Regions from separate parts of the Homo sapiens genome. Here region 1 is linked to region 2. A link is a contact called in ENCODE Hi-C or POLR2A ChIA-PET data. All regions are on one chromosome and are shown on one strand. The core of a region is the stretch at or near the end of the contact, and the rest is flanking DNA. Distances in the headings are between cores, read along the strand shown.

What was found. A loop is a pair of places that touch in the nucleus more often than their neighbours do. ChIA-PET counts read pairs that join two places held with the same protein, here RNA polymerase II (POLR2A). Pooled maps may share reads with other maps.
Region 1: a map of CD4-positive, alpha-beta T cell shows a loop between it and region 2 (9-fold over the local background). The contact joins two enhancer-like sites. A Hi-C loop is called at or near these places in 1 of 168 maps with a recorded cell type or tissue (CD4-positive, alpha-beta T cell) and 7 of 50 pooled maps. POLR2A ChIA-PET finds 5 or more read pairs at or near these places in 5 of 52 experiments (CD4-positive, alpha-beta memory T cell, CD8-positive, alpha-beta memory T cell, activated B cell and 2 more).

What each region holds. Positions count from the first base shown.
Region 1 is chr11:95,685,585-95,689,491 of GRCh38, forward strand. No RefSeq gene overlaps it. Among named protein-coding and RNA genes, the nearest start is that of FAM76B, 100 kb to the right of the region's middle. Within about 2 kb of position 2,632, at least 2 of the 41 ENCODE cell types and tissues checked have a DNase peak (open chromatin) inside an H3K27ac peak, as active enhancers do; they include CD4-positive, alpha-beta T cell, where a contact is called at or near this core.
Region 2 is chr11:95,252,108-95,255,783 of GRCh38, forward strand. No RefSeq gene overlaps it. Among named protein-coding and RNA genes, the nearest start is that of SESN3, 23 kb to the left of the region's middle. RefSeq lists an enhancer at 1,992-2,381. Within about 2 kb of position 2,349, at least 25 of the 41 ENCODE cell types and tissues checked have a DNase peak (open chromatin) inside an H3K27ac peak, as active enhancers do; they include CD4-positive, alpha-beta T cell, where a contact is called at or near this core.

The sequences.
Region 1 (3,907 bases), core at 1,382-3,881, 430 kb after region 2:
GATGAGAGAAATCAGTGCAAGGAAATCAGCAGAAGCCATGAGAAGTTGGTTACAAAACAGCAAGAGGTGCCCAGGCACAGATAAGTCATCTGGGACAAAATAACAAGCTGAAGGGAGAAGCCAAAACCAGGATAGATTTGTGGGGCACGTGAGTGTTCCTTGGGGATTCTCAGGAATATGTGGGGATAGGTTATGAGAAGATACTACATTTTCTGTACATGTGGAAAGGATGCCCATATTGTTATTATTATTATTATTATTATTATCATTAGTATTATTATTCAGAGTAAGTGTGGCCTTAAAGGTTGGAGAACTTGAGGATATAAAGTTTACATTGAGAAGCCAGGGAACACTGACAAATCCAAGTCCATCCAGACAATATTGCTTATCTACTCTCTGTGACACTGATGCTCAGAAGAGGAAGCTACAACAATTTATCTGAGCATGCAGACATATAGTAAAGATGCATCTTCCATAAACTGAAAAATGTACACTACTTTTTTTATGTGTTCAGCCATATAACATCATAATTATCCCATTTCTGGTTCAATGCTCAATGGAAAATTATAATGTTTTATGAATAATTGAAGCTGACTGAATCATGTACATTTTTATCAGGGCTAATTCTGATGTTTCATACCAAGGTTTGGCATCAAAAGGCTAAATATAGTTGGAAAAAGAATTATTAATTCACATCTCATAAGAAAAACTGCAAGTAGAAGATGAGTATTTTGAAGATGTTTTCACTGTCGGTGGTGGAGAAATCAGAGGAAGAGTAAGTTGTACTCACATGAGAATACATCTCATACACCATTAAAGTACAGAAACATTTTCTATCATATAAATGCTCCTATTATATTAAAATAAGTTATTGCGTAACTATTGCACCTATAAAAGGGACACCCGAAGTATCTGAAGTCAATTCTAAAGTCAGTTATATAAGTAACAGGCAAATCTGGAAATATGGAATCCAGAATAAATGAGGCTACTTTGGAAAATGGGGGTGAAATTTTATCCCAACTATTATGGAACCCACTAATCTCAGCTGGGCTTGTGGGTTCCTGGAATGATGATTACATTTCCTAGTCGTCTTTGCAGATATGTGCAACCTTACAACCAAGTTCTGGCCAAAGAAGTAGTGTGTACAACTTTGGAACAGTGTTTAAAAAGGGAAAAGGCATGATTTTCTCCTTTCTTTTCTTCTTTCTCTTAACTGATATGGATAATAACCGGAGCTTCAACAAGCATCTTGGACCATATACAACACCCCCAAGGGATGGCAGAGAAGAAAACTGGAGGAAACTTGTTCATATCCCTCTTGGATGCTGATCTCCAGTTTTTACATGAGACAACAAAAAGTTCTGATTTAAGCTGCCATATTTGGGTTTTCTTCCACAAGACACTGAACCCAATTCTAATAAATACAAGGGGAAAAGTAAAACTGTCTCATGTTCCTGACCTGAGCTTTGGAGGATGTCAATTTCTAAGAAAGTGTTTCTTGGATGATACATTCAAAAATTAATAATCAACTCATGGAAATAAGCCAAGTACTAGAAAGTTGGAGATTCAAATAAATCATTTCTTTATCTCTGGGACACACAGGGGCTGGGACAGATTCTGTAAGATGCTGCAGAAAGTCACATCTTGTGGGCCAAACTGTTTAGATTCTTCCTACTGTGATTTCTTCCAACTCTCCATATTTATTTCCCTGCTTTTCTCCTTGAGCAGTTAGCAAAATTTTGTTTTGTTTTGCCAGGGACAAAATTAAAAGAAGGACAAGAGCCTCCTGACACTGGCATACCTGTGTGAGGGTGACAGTAGAAATAAGCAAGAAACCCCTAAATGAGTAATTCCCACCCCTGCTACACGAACAACACCTTCTTAGAACGAATATTTTGTGATCATCCCTTTGCTATACTAAAATAAAATTCAAAAATAATATAACCTATCTGCACATAAGAAGAAATCAATATAAGTATTAAACTATATTATAAAAGAAAAAATAAAAGGAAAATAGTTGATGATAATGGTCTTTCATAAGTAAATGCTCAAGTATGATCATGCTAGAAGACAAAAGTGCCCCCACATTTTCAAAATGCTCCCCAGGGAATGTATAGTATGCAATGCCCTATACGATATGGCATTTTCCTACCTTGGAAAGTGATAAAACTTCAGGGTCAGAATGATGTCTCTTCCTTCTCTACAAGAGCCTCTCCTTCCAAGGACGACCTTAAAGTTCTTGGTTTTATTTTCTTAAGAAACATAACATTTTCTTACAGCAGTGTTACTTCAAATGTGTTCTGTAGCAAGTGAATTTCCTGTGAACAGGTGTTATGTTAAAGAAAAATTGTACTCTAATTGTTTAAGAAATATTAGTTCCAAATTAAATATTTTGTCTTGCTTTATGACATTTCAGAGTCTTGAAGTTGTCACCGTGCATTGACAATCTAACTCCCAAAAGTATTTTATCACAGAATCCTTTTCCACTGGGTCCATGGAAGAAACCTAGAAAACACTACCTTACATCCTGCCAAGGAGTGCATCAACACAGACAAGAGAGGCTTTTTGGAGGATCACAAATCTACTTCTGAAAGACAGTCTTTAGTTGACTAATTGATTTTGCATGAAAGTGGCCATGTAAAGCTGACCTGGAAGTCATGAATTTCACCACATCTCACTTAACTGTCATGACAGAAAGGCAAATGGGTAGAAACAATCTGACATCAGAGGTGTTTCCAGAAAAGCACAATTTTAATGTTGCTAGTGGTACTGACACATATTTGAGCTCATATTTTACATCACATGGATCTATAGCTATTTTAACAAGACGTTACAGATTTTATCTGTTCATAATATTGACAATGAGGCATTAGAAAAGGATATATGTTGATCAATATCTTTAAAGCGCATATTTTTCTAGTAGCTTCAATAATATTTACCATGTCTGAAATTTCTATTTAGTATAGTGACATTTTTACAATCACTGTTTTATGTCATCCACACAACCCTTCAATGAGCTATCATTAGTCCCATCTTTCAGATAAAGAACCTGTATCTCAGTGTGGGTAAGTGCCAACGTCATAGAATTTTTTAGTTGCAGAACTTGGACATAGCCTACGTCTATCCTGCCCTGCAGCCCATGTTTATTCCACTGCCTCCCTTAATCAAGGGAAAATTTTTAGAATGTTTTCCATTAAAAAAAATCAGTTACAGCAATTACAAGTTAACCATCAGTTATCAGGAAAACAGCCATCCACAGATACCCAGAATCACTCATTCCTTGAGGGTACGATAGCCCATGGTTTCATGTACATATTTGAATTGACAAACCTCCTCTGAACTGCTGAAAAGTTTACGAGGTCTAAAATACCATCATGTTTTTCTTCCTCCCTCATCGTCACCTGGTTTAAACTTCAAGGTGTGTTCTTTGAAAAACACTTGTTTCCAGTGACTCATTTTGAAATCACTGATTTCATCTTCCTTGTTCTTTGCAAAGCCAGGAAAAGAGATCAAGACCACATTGTTTTCACCTTCAAAAACACTTGCCCTGTAACCGGAAGAGTCCAGAACTGTTTTTGTTAATTCGTTGAATAATGTGTTCTTGTTTCATCTTTTCACAAGAGCAGAAATCCACTCTCAGAATAGGGCTCCCTGCTTGCCATCTGCTTATCCACCAGCAATTTTCAACCAACCTGTTTGGAAAGGATTCACTTATGCAGTCAACACATTTATTGAGCATCTACTTTGTACCAGACACTGTTCTACATTCTGAGAATACAGAAATGAGATAGATGCAACATTTTGTCCTTAGAGTTTTTACTTTAATGAGAGAGATATAATGAAAAACATACAAATAAAAATGATTATTCTAGATAGTGAAAACACTCATGAAGAAAAATTTAAAAGG
Region 2 (3,676 bases), core at 1,099-3,598:
ATAGAGACAGGGTTTCATGATGTTGACCAGGCTGGTCTCGAATTCCTGACCTCAAGTGATCCACCTGCCTTGGCCTCCCAAAGTGCTAGGATTCCAGGTGTGAGTCATTGTGCCTGTCTGGGGTTTTGGAATTGGATGGTGCACACATTTTTTTTTAGCCTGCATTAATGTCTTTCTTTATCATTAAAATGTTCGTTTAATAATCATGTGAGGTTGGGGTCTAATTTCAGTTTCAACTGCCGCTAACTATGTGACCATAGGATTTTGTTGTTGTTTTTGCTCAGCATCTACTGTGCCATATTTTAAGACACACATTTCAGGCAAAACAGACAGCAGGAACAAAGGTGTGGTAGGTCCACTGAACAGGGAGCCAGAGAGCTGGATGTAGGAACTGCCCATCACTCTGGGGAGTCTATGAGACAACAATTCTGTTTTTCAGCACAACAAATTGTTTGTTACCTTCAAATAACACAGAAAGACAAAAATCAGTAAGTTTATATTTCCACAGGCAGTGAAAATGTGAAGATCTGAGTGGTGTGAAAAGAAGTCACTTTCAGAGAGAACATTTTGCTGAAATTTAGAGTGAGCTACATGTGCCTAAGTCATACACAGGAAGTAGGAGACCTGGGGGTCAAGGGGACAAAAAGCCCCACAGTGAAAAAAGGCAATTACTGGGAAAATGAGAGAAGAATGCAAAGTATACAGAAGCAGCTATGTACGTTGTGAAATACAAGTCACCACACTATGTGTTGCTGCTGTCACAAAGATCAAGATAGAAAATGCAAATATTCACCTCCATGTCTGAGTAATCTTTGCCCCCCCCATTCTTTCATTCCTTTCCTCCAACATTTTAGTCTCCTAAGCCTTTTTTGAAGGATTCTTTGTCTCATTTAAAAATAAAGATGGGTAAGGGAGTACCTGAGCAAACCAGATGTGGCAGGCTCCGTGAAGTATATCCATGTTTTCCTGCTCTGCTTATGTAAAAATAACTGAGGGAAGCTGAAATATTTTGTATGTGTATTAAAAGTTAAAGGGAAGAAGGGTTTGGAGCAATGAATGAGATGAAAGACAAAGCTGTGCCAGGAAAGATGAAAGCCAAGCAAAGGGTGGTTAATCATCCCAGTCAGAGACAAACAAGAGAAATCTAGTGTGTCCTGAGAGCTAAGGAGCCCCGCTATCCACCATGGAAATGTCTCTGACATCTAAGTTACCGAGCTGGTTACTAAGCCTGCTATTTCTGATCTGTCAAAATCATTCCATTAAAACTTAAAATAAGCCTGCAACTGGATAAGCTTATCCCTTACAGAAGCCTTATGTAATAAATGCAAATGTGCATCTGAATTATTAGGCTTCTATTTTTTTCCCTCAAAGCTGCACTTAATCAGTAAAAGCTTGTGAAAGCCTAAAGATTTCTAAAATAAATGTGTATCTAAGAGCATCTCTAACATTGTCTTGAGAGCTACCAAGAGGTTTAGAAGAAAAGGCCTTGTGTGGAGAACAAGAATTGCTGGGTTCTGGCACTGGTTTAGCTACTTAATTTGCACTGGTTCTTGCAAATCACTTAGCCTCCCAAGGTTGAAAGAGTCTATGTCTGAGTGAAAAGAGTTCAGAAACTAGGATTAAAAACCATGGGTTTGAGGCCCAGCTTCATCATGTGCAAGCTATATGGCTGGCAATGGATTTAATATTTAGGGGTTTGTTTTCTTATCTATAGAGTGGGGGAAGTAATAGTACCTCATGCATGGGACAGCTGCAAAGAACATATGAGACATTGTATATAAAAAAGTTCTTTGCGCACTGTAAAGGGCAACAGACAAGTTGGCCTTTGTCACTACTTCCCCAGTTTACCTAAGGCTTACAGAATGCTGGGAAAATAAATGAGAGGTAATAAGGCATTTTTTATAGAAAGTCCTAAAAATTACTTCACAATTCTTTGCAGCAAGTGAAGACATAGTTTAATACTGATGGTAAAGGCAAATGAACTAATCAGAAGGCCAGCCCCATCTAGGAGATGTGTAAGACATCTTCCACCTACAGTCGAAGGCAAACGATAAGGTTTTTTTCTTATTCTCTTGTATTCTAGAGGCTGTTGGGGGTTGGGTGGCTTGGAAGAGAAAGTGCCACACAATAGCATTTGCTAGATTACGGCATGGGGGTTGGGAGGGCGCTATAATTTAAGAGGCATAAGATGACTGAAGTGATCACACAAAAAAGATATCTTCCAATTCCATTTGAGCTACAATCTGATTTCGCTGTTGAGTACAACGTCCCCTTCACAAGAATCAGAAGTCAGCATCAGGGCTGTGCTGCATAAGTTTTCCACCCAGCAACAGGATGATGTCAGCAGCCAGGGAGAACGACCAATCAGCAGGCAGAATGAATCAGAGCGTGCTGGGATTTTGCTCAACTGTCTCTTAGCAAAGCAAGCTGTGCTCTGAAGTGCAGGGGTTATTTGCACTTCCTCTGCACTTGAAGCTGAGGCTGAATGGCTCTTTAGCTGAAAAGGTACCAAGGAGTGTGCAAGCAGTTAAGATGATTTGCATCCAAGCAGCCAGTCTCATAAGTCATGAGTCATATTTGTTTTCCTGAAAGTATTTTTTTGGAATAAAAAATTCAGCATTAATAAAGATTCTAAAGTCTTGATTTATATGTTGTGTCTTATAATTGCTTGAAACCTGTTTTGTTTCATGCATAGTGATGCTGGGCAGCTCTTGGCACATGAGCTACAAGTAAAGTTCAATACTGCCTCTTAGGGAGTTTGAACTTGCCTCTGATGTTTCAAGTCTTCTCTCTAATGACAAGCAGCCTGGAAATCAACAGCTGTTTCATTTCTGGGGCAAAAGTGCTAATTCTCCAATTACACTAAAGTGTGTTTTGTGTGTGCTTTAAAAATAAGTCTAAGCTGGAAGGATATGATGTGACTTGTAGACATTGTCTCATGGGTGGGAGTGGAGAGGGCTTTGTAGCATTTCTGAAAACATGAAGTTATTTCCCAAAATTTTGTCAGTTTTTCTGATCTTAGTGGGCAGTGACAGCAGTATTGGAAAAGGGTGCAATCGAAGGGTTAAACCTACCTACCCGGCATTACCTATGACATATCCCAGGTCGATTAGACCTCCCAGGCAGGTTCCTCACTGGCATTATCTGAGGACAATTTCTGTGCTATCTAAGGCCAGAAAGCAGTTTTTCCTGTGAGTGGTGAAAACACATCTTTCCAAAAGAAAATATATATCTCAGAGAGGGAGTGATTTTTCATCTTGTCTTCTTTCAGAGTCCTTGGTAGGTCTCAGGAAGCACCATGTACTGCAATTTATTAGCCCAGACCTGCTGCAACCTATCCTTCTACAGTTTGCTTCTTGGCTGAATGCCTCGTTTTCCTCATTACTGAAATGAAAAAGGGTTTACAAAGCTAGCTAATTTGAGCTAATTAGGGACGGGCTATTCTGAAATATGAAGAAGGCTGGATTTGAGAATATTCCTTAAAGAAAAGCCGACATTACATTCAAAGGTTGGTAATATGCTGGAGGAGAGAGCACAGCTTCCAGAGTTTAGGCTTCCCAGCTTTTGAATCCCAGCTCTGTGCTTCCAGCCACCTCTCCATTCCACAGGTGCAAACTGGGGTAATGCTTAGCTCCAAGGACGGTTGTGAAGATAAACAATCTCTCACCACCAAGCA